Regions from separate parts of the Homo sapiens genome. Here region 2 is linked to region 1. Evidence: read pairs that join two places in POLR2A ChIA-PET (ENCODE). Cell type or tissue: CD4-positive, alpha-beta T cell. All regions are shown on one strand. Each heading gives the region's core, and the rest is flanking DNA. Links, peaks and the distances in the headings are about the cores only. Region 1 has its middle 67 kb from the start of MSL3. Region 2 overlaps MSL3 (MSL complex subunit 3).

Region 1 (5,384 bases), core at 172-5,171:
GAATAAAAATATGATGGCTTGAGTGCAGACAGCCATATTGAGAACAGGAAGATTAGGGTCATACCCAAAAGATGACAAAGCAGAAAGCCAAAGGAGCATTGGTCCCTGTTTATATCATGTTGCCATCAGAACAACCCTGGACTACCCACTCTGGACTTAATAAAGCTATAAATTAAGCCACTCTCTTATAATTTTTTTACTAGCAACTAAGTATAAATTTGATTGATACATTGTTGATACGCTGTCCATGCATCTGTAGCTCTTTTGGCATTTTCATTAAAGTTTTAAAATTTCTACTACCTTGCTCATGGCAAGAATATGGAGAAATGGGAATGAATCCGTCACAGGCACAGCTTTTTGATTCCCTTAAACGCAGGGTAAGCACCAGGGCATTATTCAGGCGCTAAATGGCTATCTTATCCAGTTGTGATTGGAAGTACGAACAGACAAATTCTTCATTAAATATGGACTACTACATATCTTCTTAGAAGTCTTGCTACTTGGTACAAATAAAGATGACATCTATGCAAAACAACCACTGGAACTCCGAATATGCCAGTGATGCTCAAGTCCAGATTCTTTCAGTCCCATGTCCCCAACTACCCTTTGCTATGAAATGACTCGGTTTTCTTATCTACTTCCACCCATTCAAACTAAAGCAAATTACTCATTTGAACTAAACTAAACTAAGTCACCCATTTGAACAGTGCACAGATGCATGAAGATCACATGGCCGTGAGTATTCAATAAGATACACACCCACACTCATCCAGATGACTGGGGAAAAAAGAATTATACCATATATATGATATAATATATGTAATTTATATATGGTATCATTTAGGTATAAAAGGTATAATTTATAAAATGTATATTATATATAATTTACATATATTATATATAAAATACACCTTTTATATATGTTATATACAGAACATATATATTTTATATATATATATATATATATATAATTTCCATCTAAATAAAACACAAAAATTTTAAATTCTTGTGGCAAACTCAGCATGCCCCAGAAATTCACCCTTCTTGCAGGCCCAGTTTGCCACACACTGTCCAAAACAGTTCATGACACCTCCTCCTCATACCTTTCTCTGAGCCTTGTATGTACCTCTCTCACGGTGCTTGCATTTTGTAATACACTTTGTTTTCTAGTCTCATTCCTCTTTGTCTGGGAACCTTTTGAGGTCAGCAACTGCTCTTCTTTATTTCCTTACAGACAGATCTAATTATTTAACACTGGATAAATGTTCTATTAATACTAGTTGATTTGAGTGAAGCTCTAGATAGAATTTATCACACTTCGAAGGAGGCCCATTGGCAAGATAAATCTGAAATTATCTGTACTTGTAATTTGTACAACATGCCAAAAAGAGAAACCTATTAAAAAGTACTCAAGTCTTTAGGAACTTGACTTTGATGACCTATAAAAATGACTAAAGAGAATATGTAGTTCCCCTTGACAGGTATTTATTATTTATGCTTCCTGTCAGAAATCATAGATTTTGTTTATCCTTCCTGTTCAATCAGCATCAAGAGGTGTAATGATTGTTAAAGGTCCCTAATGTCTTTTCGCCCCCTCCTATCCTCCTCCTTTAGGGCAGAGCGAATGAGCTCATTTGCAGAGAGGCTTGCCAGGCTCTGCATATGGTTTGTAATATAAATAGATCACATCTTAGGCATATCAGCAAGACAGAAGATGCTTGCCCTCCCCAAAGTCTGCTGAAATAGAAATTCTCACCTTAAAAAGTAGGCAAGCCACCTCTACTTTCTACTTCTCAGGGACTTTAAGAATGTGTTGTGTGACTATTTCAATCTTTGGCAAACTTAGATGAGTCCTGGACTATCCAAAAATAAAATATGCTAAAACTAAAAACTAAATGGCAGTCCTGTTTAATTTCAGATTTTCACCTATAATTGAACTTTGTGACTACATGCTTATTAAGAGCAATTTAGGTTCATGATCTGGATTATAATCTACTGCATTAGCTTAAACATATATTGATCAGATATTATTTTGTCTTTTATAAATAAAAGCTAATAATCTGGCTTACTTATGGTACACGTCTCTATTAAAAACCAAAAATGAATCCATGAGGTAAAGGTGACAATAAAACAAAATGATCCTGAGCTACACAATAGTCTTAGCTTTTATTTGAAATAGTTTAAGACTCACAAGAACTTGCAAAAATAATACAGAGCTCTGTGTACCCTTCACCCAGCTTTCCTAAATGAGAACATCTTACATAACTGTAGCACATTGTCAAAATGAGGAAATTGACGTTGGTACAATAGTATTAACTCAACTAATAATCTTGTTTGGATTTCACTCCTTTTCTGTGTTCTTTTGGTGGGGGGGTGCGGTATATATAGTTCTATGAAATTTTATTACCTGTTTAAATTTGTGTAACCACCACTATCAGGATACATATTGTTATTATTTTTAAACATTTACAGAAGTCCAACTAAGTATTAAACACTGATAATCACTCCTACATAACCTCATAAGGTAAGTTTATTATCCTCATTTTGAAGTGAGAAGACTTAAAAGGAAAAAAAGCAGACATTTCCCTTTCTTTTGGTATTTTATTATCATGTGACTAAGAGGCATACTTGTTTAATGACATTAATTTCAATATGAGGGATTCAATTTTTTAACCTTTGTGTTGAGCCTTTATCAAGCCATAGCTCTTCAATTTTTAAATGTATAGAGAGAGTTCACACAAGCCGTTCACTATTTTTTTTTTACTACAATTAGGCACGAGATGAGTGAAGAGACCACACACACACACACACACACACACACACACACACACACACACACACAAAGAAGACACATCCTGCAGCTCAGGATGCCAAAAACCACATCTCTCAAGTACTTTTGCTTTTCCTCAAAACCACAGAAACTCTATTTCTGTTCTTGTTTTTCTCCTGCACCCAGACCATAACAGTTTTATCCTTTGAGAGTTATTTCTAAAAATAAAATGAGAAAGAAGAAGAAACATGTAAAGGTATCTATCTTTGGTTTCCCAGTGCTATTTTTAACCACTTTTTTTTTTTTTTAACCATTCTCTACTAGAAAACACCACTCTGTCCATTGCATCACCCTCAGGCTCCATGCATTTAGAGCCTGGTTTACCCCATCCCTTTAACCACCACTGGAAATCCCATCAACAAAATATTGTGGAGCTCACTGTGGCTCAGCCCTGATCTCTGGAGCATTACCTCTTGTCCACACTCCACCTCTGGCTTTCAACAAATGTTAAACCAAGTCTAGTCTAGACATTTGGGACCCAGCATATGAATTTTTCTACTTACTGACTACTCCTTCTTTGTCTCTTTTCCCATTTTCTCCTCCTCTTTCTGATTTCCAAAGTTGGAGTCATGAAGGACCATTCTCAGCCTAAAATAGTGATTGTCAACCAAGGATGACTTTCACCCCAGGGGATGTCTGGCAATGTCTGGAGATATTTTGGGTTGTCACAACTGAGGGGAGTATGCTATTAACATTTAGTGGGTAGAGACTAGGGATGCTTCTCAACATCCCACAATGTACAGGACAATCCCTACAATGAAGAATTACTCCACCCCAAAGGTCAATGGCCAAGGTTATGAAATCCTGCCCTAAAAGATGCCATGATGTACTCAGATTCAGTCTACATGCTAATGGCTCCGATATTTCAATATCTAGTCCTGCTATCTCTCCGAATTCCAGATTTCTATATCCAACTGTCCCCACTTACGTCTATTATGTGCCCCAAACTTAACTTGTTCAAGGCTAAACTCTTGATGTTACCCACACACCTACTCTTTCCCAAGTCTTCCCCATATTGCTGATGGCGCCACCAAATTTGTCACCTTATATTCAGATTGTGATTTTATGGAAATCATTTGGTACAGGCATACTATGATTAAGACGAAAGAATAGTGGAGCTGTTAGGAATCTCATCTGGGAAAGTTTTTAAGACATACCTAAACCTATAAATTTAATTTGATGGTAGAGCCAGAATAAGAACTATGGTCCCATCAGCTTCCCCATATTTGGCTTGGCTCCCTTAGGTAAAATATGTAGCTCAGCTGCTTTCACTTCATTATTTTCATAAGTTGTTAGAAAGGCAGTTTTGTACAGTGCAAGGATGAGCAAACTATTACCTGTGGGTCAAACCTGGGTTGCCGCCCGTTTTTATATGGCTTGTGAACAGAACAATGTTACCATTTTTATGTGATTGAAAAGAAACCCAAGGAACAATAATAATTCATGACATGTGCAAATTATATTCAATTCTGATTTTAGTGTCTGCAAATAAAGCTTTATTGGAATATAGCCACATTCATTTATTTACGAATTGTCTATGGCTGCCTCCGTGCTACAACAGCAGAGTGGAGTAGCTGCAACACACACCGTATGGCTGGCAAAGCTGAAAATATCTACTATCTGGTCTTTTACAGAAAAAGTTTGCTGACCCCAGTAAAGTCACATGAGCTCCAATTTTAGAATTTAAATAGGAAAAGAAAAGAAATATAGATTTCAGTTTTGTCTCAGCTGGCAGTGTGATCTTTGAATATGATCCAATGTCTGTGAGCCTCAGGTTAAATGGGATAATGATACTTTCCTTGAATTGTAAGGAGTGTTAGAAGTAATGCCTGTAAAGTTTTCGAATATAGTAGGAACTCAACAAATATTAGCAATAAATGGTAATAATAATAATAATTATTATTATTATATTATCATAAACTTAGCCCTCAAATGTCCCCTTTGGCATGCTTTGAGAGTTCCTGTGACAAACGCCTTTTTCTAAAATCCAAGCAAATATGTAACTTAAATTGAATGCCTTTAGTCTCTTGCATCCGTTAGTTAGGTGATGACAGAACAGGTTTCTATCACATCATGGGTTGACAGCAAACTGAAGTTAATATCTTTATAATTCACATGTCATCCCACCCAATCATGAATTCCCTCAGTAATTAGTTTCCTGGAAATTGTCTCCTGAGTGATGAAGGTGACAATATCTGAAACTGGAAATAGTCGGGACGTAGCCAGTCTCCTTTTCAACTTTCCTATGCCAAGAACATCAGAAAACAAGTTTAGTTAATAGAAAACTATTAACTAAAGGAAGAACCAGAAATAAATTAGTAAATGGCACATAGAAACAGTCCCAACCAATCAGACCCAACTCTTTTAGATTTTAGATTTCCTAAAGGGCACTGACAGTATCCATAGAAGTAGAGAGTAGCCTTGATTTTTGATTGGCCTCCCCACAAATTTCCAGGCAATAGAGATGGGGGCATGCCTGACACTCACCTCGTCAGTGGCCTCTGTCAAGACCTTGGCCTCTGCCCTGGCCACCACCTCCAATCCTTCAGGAGAT
Region 2 (5,384 bases), core at 169-5,168, 58 kb after region 1:
ATTAGCCAGGCCATGGTGGCATGAGCCTGTAGTTCCAGCTACTCAGGAGGCTGAGGTGGGAGGATCGCCTGAGCCCAGGAGGCAGAGGCTGCAGTGAGCTAACATCCTGCCACTGCACTGCAGCCTGGGTGACAGCATGAGAGTGAGACCCTGTGTCAAAAAAAGAAAAAAATGTTCTTTGCCTAGCAAAGCCATTTTCCCTTGTGCAACTCCTACTCACCTTAAAAAAAGAGGAAATCTCACCTCCTAGGAGACGTTCACAGAATATGCTGATAAACTGAGACGTCTTCAGAATCCCTGACAAACTCACCACCTACAGATCACCTAATGGGCCTTAAAAATAGTTTTAAAATGAAAAGTTTTCCCATCTATCAAGTGGAAATCTGGTGGCAAGGCTGATCTCGAGAATTCAAAGTATTTGGTTCAAGTGTCTGGCACAGTGGTGGCCTAGAGCCCATCCCTGAAGGGACGGCTATTGGTATTACTGTTAATGATGGAGGGGAATCAGGGATTTAAAGTAGGAGTCAGCAAACTACAGCCTGCTGGTCACATCCCGCCCAACTACTGCCTGTTTCTATATTGCCCACAAGCTAAGAGTGGATGTTATATTTTTAAATGATTGAAAAACAAAAAAAATTTTCAAACACATGAAAATTAAATGCTAGTCAAATTTCAGTGTCCATAAATCAAGTTTTATTGGAATATAGCACACTCATTTTATTTACATACTATCTGTGGCTACTTTTGGAGTTAAGTAGCCTTGACAGACACCATATGGCCCACAAAGCCGAAAGTATTTACCCTCTGGCCCTCTGTGGAAATTGACATCTGTTCTATAAAGTAAAAATACTGGTATTTCAATAATTGCACTTATTTAAAAGATGATTGTCAGTGTAGGGCTGGAATCCTAACAATTTTCTCACTTTAGAAACCAAAACCCACAGTGTTAAGCATAAAATTACGTACAATTTTGATAATGTTTACAGTAATAGCAGCAACATGATGCTTTAAGAACCTTGACTTCCACCTATAGAATTGAAGTAATCACAAATAAAGGAACCATTGGGAACAAACATCAAACATTCTTTACCTCGTTTATTTCATTAGTTCTTCTCCCTTCAAAGCCAGCAAACACAGCACTCCCTTCCTTGCTAGGAGTCAGAGGAATAGGTGAAGATGATCTGCTATGCACAGGTGTCTCTTCCAAAGAAAAAGATGAAATTATTCACACAGCAACTGAATTAAAGACTGCCTCAAGACTGTTAAAAACTGCAGAACATAAATCTAAACTTGGTTCTCAGAAATTACCAACCTTTAACGATAAGACTTTCCTAACAGATAGCACCTGAATTTTATTTGGTTAAAAAAATAAGGAATAAAGCACTGACATATGCTACAATGTGGATGAACCTTAAAAGACTATGCTTAGTGAATGGAGCCAATCACAAAGGGCCACATACTATGTTTCCATTTATATGAAATACCCAGGGTAGGCAAATCCAGAGAGACCGAAAGCAGCTTAGTGGTTGCCAGGAGCTTGCAGAAGGGGAAGTGGGGAGTGATTGCTACTGGGTATGGGGTTTCTCGTGGGGGGGTGCTGAAAATGTTCTGGAATTGACTGTGCAGATGGTCGCACAACTCTGTGAATACACTAAAAACTACTGGATTGAACTGTATATGTGGATGTGTCAATGAAGCTGTTAAGTGCCACTGAATTATTCACTTTACAATGGTTAATTTTATATGTGAATTTCACATCAATAAATACAAATAAAAAATAAAAAGTACAAAGAGAAACAGAAAAAGATAGCACTTTATTTTGTAGCACCTTTTTAAAAACAGTCTTTTTAAAAATTTTCCCAGCTGACCCTTTTCAATCTTCAATCAACCAATCCTTATTAACCACTTACATACAGATGATTCCATTTATATGAAATGCCCCAAACTGGCAAATCTATAGAGACAAATAGATTAGTGGTTGTCAGGGGACATAGGGAGAAGCAAATGAGTAACTGCTAGTCGATGTGGGGTTTCTTTTTTGGAGTGGTGAAAATGTCTGAAACTGATTTCAGTGATGGTTGCCCAACTCTTTAATTTTGCCCAACTAAAACTATTTTGTTAGTTATCTATCAGACAGGGTGGTCTCTTTGTGTCGCCCAGGCTCGACTGCAGTGGCCCAATGAGAGCTCACTGCAGTCTTAGACTCTGGGCCTCAAGCGATCCGCCAGCTTCAGCCACAGCCACAGCTGCAGCCTCCCAAGTAGCTGGGACTATAGGTGCACATCATCACACCTGGCTAACTTTTTCTTTAAGAGATGGGGTTTCACTATATTGCCCAGGCTGATCTTGAACTCCTGGCCTCAAGTGATCCTCCTGCCCCAGTCTCACAGGCATGAACCACTGTGTCTGGAGACACTAAAAACTTTAAATGTGTGAATTTTAAGGTATGTGGATTATATCTCAATCAAGCTGTTTTAAAAAAGCACCTGATTTTGTTTTAGCACTTGATTATTCAAAGGGCTTCTCTTAAAGGTATGCCTTCTTCAACTCTGCCCTTCTGAGCCTTCCCAATCTTCAAAGAATCAGCAAATACTTTCACGCACCTGGAACTATGCCACCAACACTGAGCTGTGATGGGGTGACACAATCAACAAGTCAGACCTTTCTCTCAGGAGCTTATGGATGTGGCAGGGACAGGATGTACACAAGGAAATGGGCACCTGAACACAGAATGGCACTGGGATGACTTTTGGGAGTTCCAACAGGATGATGCTTAGAAGGACCCCTGAAGGAGTCAGCACAGCAGGCGAGGCTGAGGGAAGAACAGGGCACAGGTCATACACAAGATACACCTACTGGGGCATGGGGATTCGACTCCAAGTAGTTTTACCCTGACGTTAGCTTTGGAGGTGTTTTTGATATTTATGAGGGGTGTCTTAGATTTCACAGCCTGCGAGCAGCTGAGCTCTGTGAAAGGAAGGCCACCAGGCTTCCATCTCTGGAGTTGGGTGCTTGGCGCCTGCTGGCGTAGCTCTGTTTCCACCTCCACACAGTGTGCCGGGGGACAGGCATGCAAGCTGCCTCCCCTGCTGCTGACTTCCTAACTCACTGAGCCCGCGAGGCACCAGGTGACATCGTCGGCCCTGCTGCCATCAACTTTCCATTTCACACATTTTTGGCAGTCAAGGGTGGAAGGATATAAGCACAGAGCACCCTGTATTTGTGAATGAGGTCTTCAATGTAAAGTGAATACTACTACTAAGAGGGCTTAATTAGCATAGGCTAAACAACCAGATTGTAATTAATTTGGGAAAAATGCCTGGTTAGTGTATAATAGCTAATGTTAGTTTCTACAGTAATTGTACCTGATTCATGGCACCTGTTTTAGCAGTTTTTGAAAGTTTAAAATGATTAATTAGCAGTGGTTTACTTCTAAGTTTTATATTACAGCAAATCAACCTGTGTGTATTTTGGAAAAAAAGAAAGTAAACTTTTGTCTAATTTATTTTGCTCATTGAAACATTCCAGCTCAAAATCAAGGTGAGAAGATCTGATGGAGTTTGAGTTGGGCTAAGAGGAGGTGAGAAGAGCTTATGGAAATCTGAGTATTCTTACTTTGATAATTCAGGACAGACCTTTCCAAATTAAACTTTAGAATGGAGAGACTACAGAGACAGAGTACAAAGAAAACAAAAAGCTAAACAACCCATTAGCATTGCTCATTTTGAATGCTTCATTAGGCCTAGCTACACAATACATAGAATTCTGATAACTCAATTTGCTCACAAGTGGTAGAGTGATGGCAAAAAAGAAAGGCTGAGGAAACAGCCCAGTCCTGCCTCCAACACAGCTGCGCTGCAATCTGCGCCAGGTGTTTCAACTTTCTACAGCTCCAGAAAGCAGGCAGCATGACAGCACTTTGGACATGGGAATCACACGCACTGTACACACACACATGTAACCTCAGCACCATGCCTGGCACTGACTAAACACAAAGTACACGCTGGCTCTCCCCGGCCTGGGGCACCCGAGAATGAACCTACTCTTTTCCAGGTGCAGGAAGAGCTTGGGCATGCTGGCGGATGTGTCCTGCTGCCGGCGCTTGGGCTGAGGTGAAGCGCTGCTCTCAGAAAGCCTGTCACAGTTGGCACTGTGGCGCGTGGACCGCCTCAGAGACTGCAATGCTTCTGGCTCAGCTTTGCGCCTTTTGGGGGTGGCTGGTTCACCGGTGGTCGGCTGACTCTCTGTGGACTGTGGCGTGGATGGATTCAACAAAGGCGGACTGGGAGAGAGTTCCTCCTGGCTCCTAGGGAAGATGGAGGATGTCACACATGGCTCAAAGGGCCTTTCCAGAACATGGAGTGCTTCTGAAGACACGAAATGCTCTCTCTACTCCAGGAGGGTCGTAAATATGTACCGAAGTCACTTGGACCCTCTCCATAACTCTGCAAGGCACGCTGGCATTAAAGATTGTGATGCCCCTGTTATATGTGTCTTAGAGCAGTGGGTCTCAAGTGGGAGCAATGTTGCCCTGACAGGGAACAGATGGCAATGTCTGGAGACAATTTTGGTTGCTGCAACTGAGGAAAGAGGTGTTATCCGCATCTAGTGGGTGAAGGCCACTAATTCTGCTAAACATCCTATATTGCACAGGCAGCCCCACAACAAAGAAAGATCTGATTCAAAACATCAATAGGGCCGAGGCTGAGAAACGCTGGTCTAGAGAACAAGAATACCCTACCACCTCGTTGAAACGTAACTACTGGCAGGACTAAGAAAAGCATTGGGGTTGCTGTGTGAAAACACACAACCCACCCCGGAGGAGTCTCAAGGTTTGAAGTAGGCCCTGGGGACTTTGACATAGGTCCCCAGTGAGTCCTGCAGGCCTCTCACCTGGGGTGAAACTGACATGGGGAAAGGGAAAGGAGAGAGAGAAGCTACCAAAGGAAGGATGGCTGAGAGGAGATGGCGGCCAGGCGGAAAGAGAAGCTGGGGAGCTGACAGCCATGAAGCAGAGGGAGAAAGGGAGGGCAGGGCAAGGTGGCCGAGAAAAAGGGCAGCACACTGCAAGTGGGAGGTTATCAGTTCACGTGCAGGCAAAGTTTTGCAGCACAGCAGTAGATGAAGGCAGATAATAAGTGGTTAACAGAGGAGACAGATGAGTGGAAATCATGAGAACAGACCACTCTCTCAGGAAGAGAGGGAAGAGGGAGCGAGCACAATACCTTATAGAGATTAAGGGAAAGACTTTAGGTTGCAGGATCCCCCTCCCTGCCCCCTCAAAAAAGAACAGAGCATGCTCGGTAACTGAGGGAGGAAAAGTGGTGACATCGCAGAGCAAGAAGAGAAGTAACTTTTACTGAAGGCCAAAGTTTGCAGGCCCT

Evidence for each region. ChIA-PET counts read pairs that join two places held together with the same protein. Peaks named below come from ENCODE experiments on the same cell type or tissue, not always from the same donor. Only the 100,000 strongest peaks of a DNase experiment are listed, where the experiment ranks them.
Region 2: POLR2A ChIA-PET joins it to region 1 with 5 read pairs; 4 of 35 experiments call an interaction of 5 or more read pairs at or near these places.

What each region holds. Positions count from the first base shown.
Region 1 is chrX:11,822,649-11,828,032 of GRCh38, reverse strand. It overlaps a transcript of FRMPD4 not described here. Among named protein-coding and RNA genes, the nearest start is that of MSL3, 67 kb to the right of the region's middle. In CD4-positive, alpha-beta T cell, for the core only: no CTCF peak of the experiment used is centred there; a DNase peak (open chromatin) is centred at 2,852.
Region 2 is chrX:11,764,389-11,769,772 of GRCh38, reverse strand. It overlaps MSL3 (MSL complex subunit 3), which reads right to left. Exons shown (of 13, transcript NM_078629.4): 9 at 4,044-4,306; 10 at 1,091-1,200. Among named protein-coding and RNA genes, the nearest start is that of MSL3, 8.8 kb to the right of the region's middle. In CD4-positive, alpha-beta T cell, for the core only: no CTCF peak of the experiment used is centred there; a DNase peak (open chromatin) is centred at 3,082; H3K4me3 peaks cover 2,068 bases; H3K27ac peaks cover 2,650 bases.